Regions from separate parts of the Homo sapiens genome. Here region 1 is linked to region 2. The links are chromatin loops, found by intact Hi-C in ENCODE. Cell type or tissue: HepG2. All regions are shown on one strand. Each heading gives the region's core, and the rest is flanking DNA. Links, peaks and the distances in the headings are about the cores only.

Region 1 (5,170 bases), core at 171-5,170, 140 kb after region 2:
GAGGTAGGAGGATCCCTTGAGCCCAGGAGGCTGAGACTGCAGTGAGCTGTGATTGTACCACTGCACTCCAGCCTGGGCAATAGAGCCAGACATTGTCTCAAAAAAATAAAATAAAATAAAGTGATAATTCTCCTTTCTCCTCTCCTTAGCAGTTTGGTGTGTGTCCTTCAAAACACTGTGGCTGTTCAGCCCCTTACATTATATATAATGAGAGGATAAACATGGATATGGGTCTATATTCTCTAGCTTGCTTTTTTCACTTACAAGTGTATCATCCTTCCATGCCATTATATAAAGCCACCTCATCTTTTTAATGGTCATGGTGTTCCATGGTTTGGAGGTCTCATAATTCACTCACCACCTTCTCTGGGTGGTTATGTAGGAAATTTCTAAACTTTTTGGCTGCCCTGAGCACGCTTGCCCTTGTAGCTTAGGACTCTTGGGGAGTTTCTCCATCAGGACAGACAAGCAGACAATACTTAGCAGGAATAAATGATCAGTCTTGTGCTTATTGCAAAAGCAGGAGCAACAGATAAGCTGGAACTAGACTTGGCAGGCAGGCAGAGAGAGGCCCTGGAGGGATTCGCTGCAAGCTGCCGCAGATGACCGTGGGCTCCCTTCATGGGCTCCCTTCACTCATGTGCAGTCCGTTCCAGTGCTGCCCAGCTCATCACATGGTTGGTCATGCCTTGGTCACAATTCTGAAGCACTTAAGAAAGAAACTCATAAGCTCATAGATGCCCCACACACAAGATACAAATGGCTCCAGTCGTCCTGCTTAGGCTCTGCTGACCCCTCCACATCCCGTTCCTGGTTCTCATGAGTCTGAGGGACTTCTTCCGGGGATGGAAGAGGCTTCAAGGGGTGTGGTACGGATGACTTCTCAGCTAGGACGGTCTTCATGTTTCTTGGGGTGAGTGAATAGGTGATCCCGTTGGGTCAGGTGGGGTGGGAATGTGGGTGTGACTGGGCTTCGGGTGGCGTTTCTTCTCCCGCAGACATGGCTGGGCTTGTTTGGTACTTCTCCCTCCATGTCCTCCGCTGCCACCCTCCTCCTGTCCCCGTCCTTCAGGACAGAACCAGCAAATCAGTCTCAGCCCCTTAAGAGCACCTTTACTGGTGCTTTCTTTCCCTAGGATTTTTTTTCTCTTTTTTCATTTTTTTCCATTTAAACTCAGTGGCAAAAATCCCAAGGACTTTTGATCCAAAGGCGGCAGTTATCACTAAGTGGTTTATTTCCTTCTAAGACCTAGCCAACGGTCTCAGAGCCAATGCTGCTGGTACAACTACTCTATTAATGGGATAGTTTTGGTAAGTCTGGATCCTCCCAGCTGGGTCCTCCTGATCAGTGCAAAGCAGCCTTTTGTTTTAAAACACATTGCAAGCAATGGCTTGGGAAGTAAACACCATCTGAGGCTCGCTGGCCAGAGGCAAGGGGAGACGGCAGGCAGTTGAGCCTGCCTGAGGGTTCTCTCAGCAGTGACTTCCTTTTTCCCTTCCTTCTTCTGCCTAGTCCTGTATGTGAGGACTATTAATTGTTTTTTGTTGTTGTTGTTGTTTGTTTTGTGAGATGGAGTCTCCCTCTGTTGCCCAGGCTGGACTGCAATGGCGCAGTCTTGGCTCACTGCAATCTCTACCTCCTGAGTTCAAGCAATTCTCCTGCCTCAGCCTCCCAAGTAGCTGGGATTACAGGTGCGTACCACCATGTCTGGCTAATTTTTGTATTTTTAGTAGAGACGAGGTTTTGCCATGTTGGCCAGGCTGGTCTCAAACTCCTGATCTCAGGTGATCCACCCGCCTTGGCCTCCCAAAGGCATGAGCCTCCCAAGGGCATGAGCCACTGCTCCTGGCCGAGGGGATTAATTTTTACCCGCACCTCAGGGTTATTGAGTAACAGGCTGGCTGGGTTTGCAGGCCAGCGTGTTCCTGGTGGCAGCCGCTCACTCATTAACACTTCTGGAAGTGCTGCATGTCTGGTTAAACTGCAAATGCTTTGCAAAGTCACGAGTCATGTCACTGAGCAGAGGCGTGAGACTGCCGGCCAGCCCTGCTGTGTACACTGATAGAATTAGTGAGCGAGCGTCCCACTCTGATGGAATCCAGATGGAACTCGTCACTGTCACTGCGGTGGAGACGGTGGGGCCACATCTGCACTGAATCCTACTCTGCGCCTTCAATGGCTGCGTAATGGCGGATGGCCATTTCCTTGACTAGGATGAGACATTGCCTACTCTGCGTGGCTGCTGTGAGCGTGAAATGGGATCATGTGCGGAACAGCCACGCATGGTCCGTGAAATGGGATCATGTGCAGAACAGCCACGCATGGTCCTTGGTGTGTGACAGATATTGGGTCCCTCTGTGGTCCCAGGCAGACATTGCCCGGGGTGGGGGCCGAATGCATGGTCAAGTTGAGGGGCCTGGGACTGTTTCACGGGTCTAGAAAAAGAAAGCAGAAACGCTGGAAGCAGGACTTTATTGTCCGACATGGGGCTGCCTCTGAGCCTGGGCTGTGTTGGCTGGACGTGAGCCATAATGCAGGTGTCCCCCTCCCAAGCCCTGCTCAGTCCACTCACAGCCCGATGGCCAAGGGAGGACATGGCTGCCCGCCACGGCAGTATCTTCAGAGGTGAGGCGGTTGTCCCTACGCTCTATGCTTCTTATACAAATTAGATATAGGTGAAGCCACCCATTAAGCAACCCAGCCTTTCTGGGACTATTTGGGCTGCCTCCGGGTCCACTAAATGCGGTTCATTTTCCCCAAGCCCCCTCCGAGTTCAAGGAGGCTCCTTCCTTTCCTCCTCCCACTTGCTTCTCCCAGGCTCCCTGACTCCTGCGCTCTGGGATCTGCACCCCACCATGGGGTGAGGAAGCTGAACTGCATGGTGAGGCAGCTGCCCTGCATGCAGCCACATCATGGGCTGGAGATGCCACTGTCCGCTTGGTTTAATGATCAATGAGCTCCCTGCCAGGAAACCCTTTCTGACCTGGTTTGCCCCTCAGTCCCTCGGGCTCATACCTAGTGCCTGCGGCAGGACAGCCATGGCCGCCAACTCCACCAGCGACCTCCACACTCCCGGGACGCAGCTGAGCGTGGCTGACATCATCGTCATCACTGTGTATTTTGCTCTGAATGTGGCCGTGGGCATATGGGTAAGGGGACCTGTGGTGGTGTTGGCCAAGTGGGCTCTCAGGGTTGGTGCTTGGGGTGGGAACCGGGGTCCAGCATGTCCCTGTGGTGTCAGCATTGGTCCCAGCTGGTGGCCTAGTGATCCTTGTGGTCCTCCTCCCAGCCTGGGGTAGACTTGCTTGGAGACCTTGACCAAGCCCGTTTCTCTCTTTGGGTAATGGCGTCTCCATCTGCAAAGTGAGGAGGAGGAAATTCTCTCTAACAGGTAACTGGGCTTTTGTGCTGCTGCCCAGCTGGAGTCCTTGGGTGTGGCCCATCAGCCTCCTGGTCCCAGTCTCCATGGTGTCAGTGACTCCTGTCTGCTTGAACAACAGGCTCCCCGGGATTCCCTGGCTGCACCCCAGAGCTGCTGGATCAGAATCCGGAGGCAGGGAGGGCCCTGGGAACTGGGGGTCTTTATTTTGAACAAGCTCCCTGGGGATTTATGTCCTGTGGCCTAGCCCTAGATCATAAGCCGGTTCTTTCTCCCTTCATAACAGTGAGAAATGAGCAGAGATCTGACCCCACACACAGATTCCAGGGGCAGCGGGGCCCCTGGGGACAGGCTGTTTCATGTGCAGATGGAGAAACCGAGGCTCTGGCCCTGCAGCAAGGGAAGGGCTCCTCTGGTCTATCGTGGAGGCCTTCCTGAGGGAAGGTGGACACAGCCTGGTTCAGGTCACCTGCTCCACGCTTAGCGCCTGGGGATGTTGGGCTCCACTTCTTAAGCCCCAGAGGTCCCCAGCCTGGCATCCCTGAGCCCTGACAGTCTCCTGGGGAGAATGAGTACCCCTTCTTTTTTTTTTTTTTTTTTTTTAACTGAGACGGAGTCTAGCACTGTCACCTGGGCTGGAGTGCAGTGGCACTATCTCGGCTCACTGCAACCTCCACCTCCTGGGTTCAAACAATTCTGCCTCAGCCTCCTGAGTAGCTGGGATTACAGGCGTCCACTACCACACCCAGGTAATGTTTTGTATTTTTAGTAGAGACAGAGTTTTACCGTGTTGGCCAGGCTAGTCTCGAACTCCTGACCTCATGATTTGCCCGCCTCGGCCTCCCAAAGTGCTAGAATTACAGGCGTGAGCCACCGCGCCCGGCCGAGTACCCGTTCTTATCTTCCATAACCCCTGGCCTAAGCACGAAGGCCTGGCAAACAGGAGACTGGTCACGTCCCCTCAGCTTCCTGGGCCTCAGTGTTCTGATCTGTTATATGGAGACACCACCTACCTGGGGTGAGGTCTGCTATCAAGGGGCCCACACAGGACCAGACCTTGCTGCTGCCATTGGTTCTACAGTGGTAGCAGTGGTGGTGGTGGTGGCAGTTGTAGCAGTGGTGATTATAAGAGTAGCAGCCGCAGTCATTAAAATTAATTATCACAGGTTGGATTTCAAAAATCTGAAACCCAAAATCTGGAACATTTTGAACACCAACATGATGCTCAAAGCAAATGCTCATTGGAGCATCTCAGATTTTAGAGTTTTGGGTTGGGGATGTTCAACTGGCAGGTATTCTGTAAGTATCTCCAAATCTGAAAGAGTCCGAAATCCAAAACTTTTCTGGTTTCAAATATTTCGGATAACGGCTCCTCAACCTGTATGTGATTAAATATTAACTCACAAGTAGCCCAGTGCTGGCCATCGGCAAAGCCGAGTTCAAGTCTCGGCTCTGCTCTGTGTACTTAAGTCACTTAATCTCTGTGGGCTTCAGTTTCCTCAAACACGCAATGCGGGTTTCTGTGCAGCCCACATCTCAGGGCTGTTCCAAGGAGCAAGGGTCCAATGGAAGTGAAAATCTGTTGCAAACTGTAACGTGCTATATTCCTGTGACAGTTGGTGGCTAGAATTCAGAGGAGGAGGTGCCCACGTGGGGCAGAACAGACAGTGGAGGGTTTCTGGATGAGGGGAGGTAAGGGCCAGGCAAGATCTGAAGAGGGAAAGAGGAGGGGAGACAAGGCTGTCCTGGCTAGCACGTCTAAGAAAGATGTTCTGGGCACCTGAGGCCAG
Region 2 (11,156 bases), core at 2,490-7,489:
CAACAACAAAAGACGTGAAGAAACAGCAATTACAGCCGCCTATATATGGGGGAAAAAACTTAGAAAACAGAAACCATCCCTGAGAAAACCCAGACATTAGATCTATTAAACAAAAAGTTTGTCAACCTTTAAATATGCTTTAAAAACTAAAGTAAACCATGGACAAAGAACACGAGAAAGGAAAATAATGTATAAACAAAGTGAAAGTATCAGTAAATAGAAAACATGAAAAATTCTGGAGCTGAAAAATTTCTTAGAGGGCTTTACAGATTTAAACAGGCAGAAGAATCAGCAAATTTGAAAATAGGACAAATGTAATTATCCAGTCCGAGGAACAGAAAGAAAAAAGAATGAAGAGTGAACAGAGCTTGAGGGATCTGTGGCATGCTATCAAGTTACCAACATATGCATTAAAGGAGTTCCAGAAAACGAAAAGAAAAAGGCAGAAATAATATTTGAGGAAATAATGGCTGAGACTTCCCAAATTCAATGAAATACATGAGCTACACATTCAAGAAGATCAACAAATTATAACTAGGATAAACTCAGAGATCTATTACTAAACACATTACAATCAAGCTGTCAAAAGCCAGAGACAAAGACAATCATTAAAGTAGCAGGAGAAAAACAACTTATCACATACAAGGGATCCTGTGTAAGATTAAATGCCTACCACTCATCAGAAACTACAGAGGTCAGAAGGCTGTAGAATGACATATTCAAAGTGCTAAAAGAAAAAACTTAACAGAGAATTTTAGATCCAGCAAAACTATCCTTCAAAACTATAAGAAAGGATGAGCATGGTGGCTCACACCTGTAATCCCAGTACTTTAGGAGGCTGAGGCAGGAGGATTGCTTGAGCCCAGGAATTTGAGACCAGCCTGGGCAACATGGCAAAAAGCCATCTCTATAAAAAATACAACAAACAGCTGGGTGTGGGGGCATGTGCCTGTGGTCCCAGCTACTCAGGAGGCTGAGGCAGGAGGATCACTTGAGTCTGGCAGGTTGAGGCCTTGATTGTGTCACTGCACCCCTACTTGGGTGACACAGTGAGACACCCTCTCAAAAAAAAAAAAAAGTGGAAATTAAAACATACCCAGATAAAAACTAAGAATTCACTGCTAGCAGACCTGCCTTACAAGAAATGCTAAAAGACATCCTTCAGACTGAAATGAAAGGACACTAGACAATAACTCCAATCCACATGAGGAAATAAAAAGCATCATTAAAGGTAACTACATAGGTAAATACGAAATATAGTATAAATGTATTTTTGTTTGTAATTCTTTTCCTGTCTGACCTAAAAGACAACTACATAAAGCAATACTTATGAAATAATGTTGATAGGGTTATAACTTATAAAAGATGCAATTTGTATGATGATAATAGCACAAAGGAGGAGGAAGGGAATAGAGCTATACCAAAGTTTTTGAGTATTATTGAAATTAGGTTGGCATTAATCTGAACCTACTTTATGTTAAGATATTAATCATAGTCCCTAGGGCAACCTCTAAGAAAAAAAACTCAAAAAATACAATAAGAGGAACAAGAAGGAAATCAAAATGATATACTAGAAAATACCTATTTAATACAAAAGGCAGTAGTGGAGAAATTAAATCAAAAGACATAAGATGCATAAAAGGAAAAGAGCAGATATCCCACAAATGACTCCCACCTTATCAGTAATTATATTAGAAGAAAACCAGTTAAATAATTCAGTCAAAAGACAGATTTGCGGCTGGGCACAGTGGCTCACGCCTGTAATCCCAGCACTTTGGGAGGTCTAGGTGAGCGGATCACTTGAGGTCAGGAGTTCAAGACCAGACTGGCCAACACGGTGAAACCCCATCTCTGCTAAAAATGCAAAAATTAGCTGGGTGTGGTGGTGGGCACCTGTAATCCCAACTACTCTGGAGGCTGAGGGATGAGAATCACTTGAACCCAGGAGGCGGAGGTTGCAGTGAGCTGAGATCACACCACTGGACTCCAGCGTGGGTGACAGCGAGACTCCATCTCAAAAAAAACCCAAAAAACAGATCGGCAAAAAACATGATCCAACTATATGTTGTCTACAAGAGGCACACTTTAGATTCAAAGACACAGGTAGAAAGTGAAAGTATAGAAACAGATATACCATGCAAGCAGCAATCAAAAGATAGCTGGAGTGACTATGCCAATGTCAAACAGTAGATTTTAAGGCAAAAACTGTTTCAAGGGACAAAGAAGGACATCACACATTGGTAAAAGGACCAATTCATCAGAAAAACATAACACTTAAAAACAAATATGCACTTAAAAAATCCCACACATGAAACAAAAGCTGACAAAACTCTCCATAATGAATAATTATTAACAACTGAATAATTATTAACAATTAATTTACTTTTTTTTTTTTGAGACAGAGTCTCACTCTATCACCCAGGCTGGAGTGCAGTGGTGCTGACTCGGCTCACTGCGACCCCCCCGCTCCCAGGTTCAAGCAATTCTCCTGCCTCAGCCTCCCGAGTAGCTGGGATTACAGGCCTGCACCACCATGCCAGGCTAATTTTTGTATTTTTAGTAGAGATAGGATTTCACCATGTTGGCCAGGCTGGTCTCAAACTCCTGACCTCAAGTGATCTGCCTCCCTTGGCTTCCCAAAGTGCTGGGATTACAGGCGTGAGCCTCTGAGCCTGGCATAACAATTTACTCTTAATAATTATTAATAACTAAATGAGATAATCCACATAAAAGAGTAAGCTTAGTCCCAGGTACACGGTAAGCACTTGATAATGATAACTCTTATTTAGAAAGAAAAACTGAGTTGCTTTGCTAGTTAAAGGTAAAGAAGTCAGAAAATCTAACAATAGTGGCTGGAGACATCAACACTTCATTTATAATAATGCATAGAAGTAGGCAGATGATTAGGAAAAAGAGGATTCAAAAGCACTATAAACAAACTAAATCTGCCAGGCACGGTGGCTGATTTCTGTAATCCCAGCACTTTGGGAGGCTGAGGCGGGCAGGTCACTTGAGGTCAGGAGTTCGAGACCAGCCTGGCCAACATGGTGAAACCCCGTCTCTGCTAAAAATACAAAAATTAGCTGGGTGTGGTGGCGCATGCCTGTAATCCCAGCTACTTGGGAGGCTGAGGCAGGATGAACTCGGGAGGTGGAAGCTTCGGTGAGCCAAGATCACGCCACGGCACTCCAGCCTGGGTGACAAATGAGACTCCATCTCAAACAAACAAAAAAACCCAACAGACATCTGTAGAGACTCTGTCCAACAACAGCAGAATACACATTCTACTCAAATGAACATGGAACATTTTCCACGATAGACTATATGTTAGGCCATAAAACAGGCTTCAATAAATTTAAAATAATCGAAGTCATACAAAGTATAATCTTTGGTCAAAATGGAATTAAATTAGAAATGAACAACACAAGGGAATTTGGGAAATTCACAAAGATGTGAAAATTAAACAACATACTGCTAAATAACCAGTGGGTCAAAGAAGAAATCACAAGGGAAATTAGAAAATACTTTGAGATTAATGAAAATGAAAACACAACATACCAACACTTATGGGATGCAGCTATAACAGTGTTTATAGAGAAATCCATAACTGTAAACACTTATTTTTTTTTAAACAAGACATCTCAAATCAAGTCTCACCTTTCATCTTAAGAAACTAGAAGATGACCATAGTAAATCAAAGTAAGCAGAAGGAAGGAAATAATAGATTAGAAAGGAAAGAAAAAACATAAAGACTTGAAAAACAGTAGAGAAAACAACAAAACTAGAAGTTGGTTCTTTGAAAGGATTAGCAAAATTGACAAACCTGGAATCAGATTGAAAGAAAAGATACCACTACTGTTTACTGAAAAAGCAATCCTTACTGAATGCTTTTGTAAAGCGATTGGTTATCCCAATAGAATATACATCACTTTACACCTATTTTTTGTGTGAACATTCTGTTATGTAAGCATTCGAACATTGTTTTTCTCCAAAAAGTGCTTTCCACGAATTGTTTCATCCTCGTGACATTCTTAGAATGCAGAAGCTGTTGTATTTAGTAAACTGTAATCATTAAGAACTTGTATTTGATTCAGGCAGATCTGAGTTGTGGATCCAGTTCAATATCCTTTTTTAGATTTTGAGAAAGTCACTTATCCCATTTTTACAGATGAAGCAGCAGGCTGAGAGTCATAAGCACAAGTAAATACTTACCCTCGAGGTGGGAGGAGCTTGTGAGGATTAAATGAGATAACTCATGTAAAATGTTCAGTATAGTCCCAAGCCCACAGTAAGCCCTCGATAATGGTAACTTGCTCAGATGGAAAACCGAATTGCTAAGCTAAAGGTGCAGCAGTCAGGGGAGCTAACCCCTAGTTAAGTGGCTCCTCTTTTAATTTAGATTCTCATCTAGTATATGGCATGGATAATCCAAATGCAGCAAAACAGTCAATTATAGGAAAGAATGCTGATTTCATTTTATTTTTTATTTTGTTTAGAACAAGTTAAAGATAGAAGAAAAACTTTAAACAAAATAAATGTAACGGAGCAAAGAATGATTCATGGGAATTGGGCTTTGCTCTGAAACATGGGCAGTGAGTATTTACAGGCAGAAAAAGGCTGAAGAATGCAGAAACAAAGAACACAAAGTGGATTGGTTTTTTCAAAGTTACTTTCCTTGTGAAGGTTAAAGTAGGGGGACTTCCTTATCAGGCAGGCTAAAACTGGCTGTTCGGAGATGTGGCTATTATCTCCCTCTCACTCCTGATTTCTTGGAAGGTCAGATAACAATGTAGTTTTGGCTTGGTGGCCTGGAACTTCACCGTGAGTAACTCCATTTTGGTTTGGTCTACTGGGGCCTAGTGCAGGAACTTACTTCAAACCAACGACCTCCTATAAATTTTTTTAACAGAGATCATAAGTTTATGAGCCAGTAACTTACTATAGCATTCATTTCTAATTTATAGTTAAAACACATCCTGTTATTTATTTTTTTCACATAATCGTTGAAATTCAACACAGCTACGAATGAGTCTTAATGTTTTTTAAACATTTCTTCTAGGATGTTGCCTTTCTCCCCAAGCCCCAGTTCCCTCTTGCTTGTAGCTTGCACTTGGTCCTCTAGATGGCAATATACTAACATATGATGTAAATGAAACCAACGCATCCTGGAGCAGCCAATTTACTTGGTTTAGTAAGAAATGATGGTTTTCCTACAAGTGGTGAGTTAGGACTAAATCCATGCATCTTATTGTGAAATTAGTCAAAATCAGTGCCAGGGAATGAATAGATGCTGAATAAATAAGTACAATATAATACCCACAATGTACAGAGATCAAGCAAGACAGGTACCGTAGACACAGTCAGACATAAGAAGAACTATGAGTGCTATGTGTCTACCTTCCTGATCTTGGCAAACCCTGCCATTTAACAAGTGAGGAAACTGAGGATTGGGGGATCAGTAGCTTTCCCGGGGTCATATAACTAGAGAGAGGTGAAGCCAGGACTTGTCAATGGTGAGGCTTCGATGATGAGCTTGAATTTAAGATATGTCAGATTTGAAGCCAATGGAGCATATCAAATTAGCAAAGTGCAGTGGAAACCTGGAACTCAACCTCAGGATTAGGCCAAAGGTATACATTTAAGAGGCATCTCTGTAGAGCAGAGTCGAAGCTGTAACAATGTAGGAGTGGTCTACAGCAACTGTGTCTGTTAAAGAGCTGATAACTGAAGTGTAATTCCCAAAGACCAAGGTGATATGGCAGCGGGTAAAGGGCATACGCAGTGCAGACAAACATGAGTTTAAATCCTGGCTTCATATTTACTTGCTGTGTTGGTCATGGGCATTTAACCTCTTAAATATCGTGAGATACTTAATCTCTTTGACTCTTTGCAATAACCCTGTGAGGGAGATACTACCTCCATTTTACAGATGAAAACTGAGGGTTAGAGAATGTAGGAGTTGACCCAAGGTCAGGGTGCATCTAGTACATGATGGATCCAAGGTTCCTATCTGGACAGTCTGCCTTAGGCTTACAGTGCTAAGCACCACATGCAGTTTCCCCAATCATACACCTTAGGACACCACCTTTGTATGTGGGTCTCGTGCCAGAGATGAACGTGGGCGCATGCACATGCGCGCATGCGCGCGCGCGCACGCACACACACACACACACACACACACACACACACACACGGAGAGAGATTTATTTCAAGGAGTTGGCTTACACAGTTGTGGGAACTGACAAATCCAAATTCTGTCGGGCAGGCCAGCAGGCTGGAACTCTCAAGCAGGAGCTGATGTTGCAATCTTGAGGTCAACTTTCTACTTCCTCAGGAAAATCTTAGTTTTGTTCATAAGGCCTTTAACTGACTGGCTGAGACATTCCCACACAGTAAAAGAGCAACCTGTTTTACTCAATGTTAACAGATTGTAGATGTTAGCCACATCTATAAAATAGCTTCAAAGCAAACAACACCTACATTAGTGTTTGATTAAATAACTCAGTACTAGCCAAGCTGACACAAAAAATTAACCATCACACGCTTCCAGCTGTCTGTAAACGCTATGACAGCAGGAAGCCTATCTTTGTCATTCGCCTTCCCATTGTCAGTGCATGACCCAGTGCCGGGCACCTAATGGCACTCAATAAACATTTATTGGGCATGTGCCCGCCTTTTAACAGTGTAGGTGAAAGCCATTGTATACATGCTGTTTTCAACTGCTGACCTGTGCTAGCTACAGATTTTCAGTGTGTTCAACTCACACATTACTTTCTCTGGGGCTCCCTGGATGGAGCAGTGGAAGGACTGATCTCAAAGCAGGAGACAGAGACACCTCCTTCCTGGAGATCTGGCTTGGCCAACTGGGTAGTTTTCCTTTTCAGAAGATGAAGCAACTGATGGTCATTGCCAGAGCCAGGAGGAGGAGGGCTGCCACTGCCAAGAGCCGAGTGGTGGTCCTGGTAGGACACTGCTCATGCACTGTGTCTGTTCTTAGGTTTCAGCTGGCATCTGTTTCCAGCTCTTGGTGCTATTTGCAACCTTGTATCTTAGGATGAAGGCATAAAGGTTTTCAAGCAGCAAAACCTTCCAGGGTTAGATAAGAGTGTTTCACTGTGGATCTGTGAGCACCTATAGCCACTGTGTGCATCCCTCTGGGACCCCAGCAACTGCTTCTGAGAAAACAGAGGGATGGAGAAGAGGACGCCACCCAGATGGTGGAAACATCTATCAAAAGTTAGGATGTCCTCTAGAAAGCCTCTTTGGGTGTCTGATTTCATATCTCCTTCCTCATCAGAGAATGGCGTCGCCTCCTATTTGATGAGAATTTAAACACATCTAGAACATGTGCTTACCTTTTCCTATCTCCTGTCTCTGGGATCACATCATACTGCCTCCAAGAATCCTGTCCTTAACCCCCTTCCTTAGAATTTACAGCATAGCCTGGAAACAACCAAGCATTCATCTTTATTCTAAAGTACCTAGAACAGAGCTGGATCTGTGACACATATTCAAAGGCTGTTTAATCAAACAGGAAAAACTCATATTTGGAGTAGGGAGTAGGGGGAGGCAAAATGGTACTCTCAATGAATTATAATATTTTAAAATTTGTCTAATAGAGAGTATAAAACAAACCAGAGAAGCATAAAGGAAGGTCATGCTAATTTTCATGAGGTATTTTCTAACTCCAGGAACAAAATGGTGAAAGGGCATTCTAAGTCAAAGGAATTTATCATGTAAAGACGGGAGTAACACACACACACACACACACACACACACACCACTCTGCTACAACCACAAGAAACACTTTGTTGTTCTTCAAATGCACCAAGCTCTCTTCAGCAGTGTTTTGTAGTGCGTATAGGACATCTTTGAAATATTCTGGATATTTAATCTTTGTCTTCTTGGCATGTTAAAAATATCTTCTGGCGGCTGGGCACGGTGGCTCACGCCTGTAATCCCAGCACTTTGGGAGGCCGAGGCGGGCGGATCACGAGGTCAGGAGATCAAGACCATCCTGGCTAACACGGTGAAACCCTGTCTCTACTAAAAATACAAAAAATTAGCCGGGCGTGGTGGCGGGCGCCTGTAGTCCCAGCTACTTGGGAGACTGAGGCAGGAGAATGGCGTGAACCTGGGAGGCGGAGCTGGCAGTGAGCCGAGATTGCGCCACTGCACTCTAGCCTGGGCGACAGAGTGAGACTCTGTCTCAAAAAAAAAAAAAAGAAAAAAAAAATCTTCCAGCCAGGTGCAGTGCTCATGCCTGTAATCTCAGCACTTTGGGAGGCCAAAGGGGGTGGATCACCTGAGGTCAAGAGTTCAAGACTAGCCTGGCCAACATGGTGAAACCCATCTCTACAAAAATACAAAAATTAGCTGGGCATGGTGGTGGGTGCCTTTAATCCCAGCTACTTGGGAGGCTGAGGCGGGAGAATCGCTTGAACCTGGGAGGCAGAGGTTGCAGTGAGCCGAGATCGTGCCACTGCACTCCAGCCTGGCAACAGAGCGAGACTCTGTCTCAAAAAGAAAAAAAAAAGAAAAAAAAGGCCTGGCGGGGTGGCTCATGCCTGTAATCCTAGAACTTTGGGAGGCCGAGGTGGGTGGACTGCCTGAGCTCAGGCATTCGAGACCAGTCTGGGCAACACAGTGAAACCCCATCTCTATTAAAATACAAAAAATTAGCCGGGCGGCATGCACCTGTAGTCCTAGCTACTCGGGAGGCCGAGGCAGGAGAATCACTTGAACCCGGGAGGCAGAAGTTGCAGTGAGCCGAGATCGCGCCACTGTACTCCAGCCTGGGTGACAGAGCGAGACTACGTCTCCAAAAAAAAAAAAAAATTCTGCTCTATAACTTCACGTTTAACATTGTTTAGGGAGGTTTTTGTTTGTTTGGTTTGTTCTTTTTAGAGGGAATCTCGCTCTGGTGGTGCACAGGTGTGCACCACCATGCCTGGATAATTTGTGTATATTTGTAGAGATGGGGTTTCACCATGTTGGTCAGGCTGGTCTGGAACTCCTGACCTCCGGTGATCCGCCCACCTTGGCCTCCCATTGTGCTGGGATTACAGGTGTGAGCCACAATGCTTGGCCAGGAGTGTTTTGACTTTTATAAGTTTTTTAAAAAATGTAGCCAAACTTACCAACTTTTATGACTTCTCTTTTCAATATTCATTGAAAACCCTCTTTATCAATGTAATAATGATATGCTACATTTTCTTTTAAAGTTATAAAATGCTGCTTTTCATATTTAGCTTTTAAAATTATCTAGAATTTATCTTGGCATATAGACTGAAGTAGGGATCTCATTTTATCTTTCCCCATGTAGACAGCCAATTGTATCAGCACCCTGTATTGAATAATCCAGATTTTCCTCACTGATTTGTGATGCCATTCTGTCAAATACCAAGTTCCTGGTGTGAATAGGTCTATTTTTTCCTTATTTATTTATAGGGGTACTTTGTGTTTTCTGAATGCTAATTCTTTGCCACTGATATATATTGTGAATGTCTTATCTCACTTTGAATTTCTCATGAATAGCAGCTCAATTAAAATTATCAATCTTTTATAGTTTCTGTTTTATGCTTCATATTTGTGAATTTCCTTCTTACCCTAAGAACATAAAGATATTTTCCTATATAGTCTCTTAAATGTTTCATAAGTTATGTCTTTAAGCCTCCTCAAATTGATTTTTTTGGTATGGTGTGAGGTAGAATCTGTAGTAATTTGTAATATTTGCTCAGAATTCTTTCTTTCCTTCCTGCCTGTGCCATGATTCATTTTGGGTAGAATGTACTCCACTTCCCCCCTGTCTTTGAGCTTAACCACGTGACTTGTTTTGGTGATTAGAATGTGAGCAGATATAATGTATGTCCCACCCAATAAGAAACTTTAAATGTGTGGTTTGATTTACTCTCGTGTATTCCTTACCTGCAACATGAGAAGTGCATGCCCCGGGTGGCCACACTCCTTCAGCTTGGGTCAGAGAATGAGAGACATGTGGAGTAGACCTGATCTGACCTCTGTGTGACTTATAGACCTCTGTGTGACAAATATATGTTTGTCATTATATGCTACTGAGATTTGGGAAGTTGTTTGTTACACAGCATAATTGCAGCAACATGGCTAACACAGAATCACATTTCTTTTTATTTCCCATGTGGCTAACCAATTACTGAAATATCTGTCCTTTTCACATTAATCTCCAATACCAACTCCATCATAAACTAAGCTTCTCTATATATGTGGTTCTCTTTCATGCCTCTCTTTTCAGTTACATTTCTCTATTTGAATATCCCTATACCAATACCCACTAACTTAATTAGTAGAGATTATAATAATTTTTTTTTTTTTTGAGATGGAGTCTCGCTCTGTCGCCCAGGCTGGAGTGCAGTGGCATAATCTCAGCTCACTGCAAGCTCCGCCTCCTGGGCTCATGCCATTCTCCTGCCTCAGCCTCCCAAGTAGCTGGAACTACAGGCGCCCACCACCACTCCTGGCCAATTTTTTTGTATGTTTAGTAGAGATGGGGTTTCACCATGTTAGCAGGATGGTCCTGATCTCCTGACCTTGTGATCTGCCTGCCTCGACCTCCCAAAGTGCTGGGATTACAGGTGTAAGCTACCGCACCTGGCCAGATTATAATAATTTTATAATCAACTTGTTAAGTACCAAAAAAGCTCTGCTAGAATTTTGATCATAACTCCATTGAAACCGTGTATCAAGTGGGGGGAATTCTCATCTTTGCAATATTGAATCTTCTGATCCATGAACATTGTATGTCTCTTAAGTCCTTGATTTCTTTAAGTAAAGTTTTTATAATTTTCTCTATAGAGGTCTTTTCTATTTGTGGTTAGCTTTATTTTTGGGTACTTTACATTTTCTGTTGCTATCATTAGTAGTATTTTATGCCATCACATTTTTTTAAAGGTTCATTTTAAATGTATATACTTTAGGATTTTTGTGTAGATATTTTGGGATTTTTATCTAGACAAACATGCAAACTGCAAATGATGACAGATTTTTTTTCCTTCATTTCCAATCTTCATATTTTTTTATGCGTTACTGCTTTCACTAGGAACTCCAGTATAATTTTGTAAGGACATGGTGGTATCAAGCACCCTTGCTTGCCCACAATATTAAGGGGAACATTTATAATA

Evidence for each region. Hi-C counts contacts between places; a loop is a spot of excess contacts. Peaks named below come from ENCODE experiments on the same cell type or tissue, not always from the same donor. Only the 100,000 strongest peaks of a DNase experiment are listed, where the experiment ranks them.
Region 1: a loop joins it to region 2, with 4 times the contacts of the local background. A loop is called at or near these places in 9 of 110 quality-filtered maps.

The regions. Positions count from the first base shown.
Region 1 is chr17:18,949,167-18,954,336 of GRCh38, forward strand. SLC5A10 (solute carrier family 5 member 10) reads left to right here and starts at 2,999. Exons shown (of 15, transcript NM_001042450.4): 1 at 2,999-3,150. The coding sequence starts at 3,040. In HepG2, for the core only: a CTCF peak has its summit at 2,852; a DNase peak (open chromatin) is centred at 2,885; H3K4me3 peaks cover 296 bases; H3K27me3 peaks cover 1,040 bases.
Region 2 is chr17:18,811,839-18,822,994 of GRCh38, forward strand. No RefSeq gene overlaps it. Among named protein-coding and RNA genes, the nearest start is that of TVP23B, 36 kb to the left of the region's middle. In HepG2, for the core only: a CTCF peak has its summit at 5,128 (motif pointing right); a DNase peak (open chromatin) is centred at 5,133.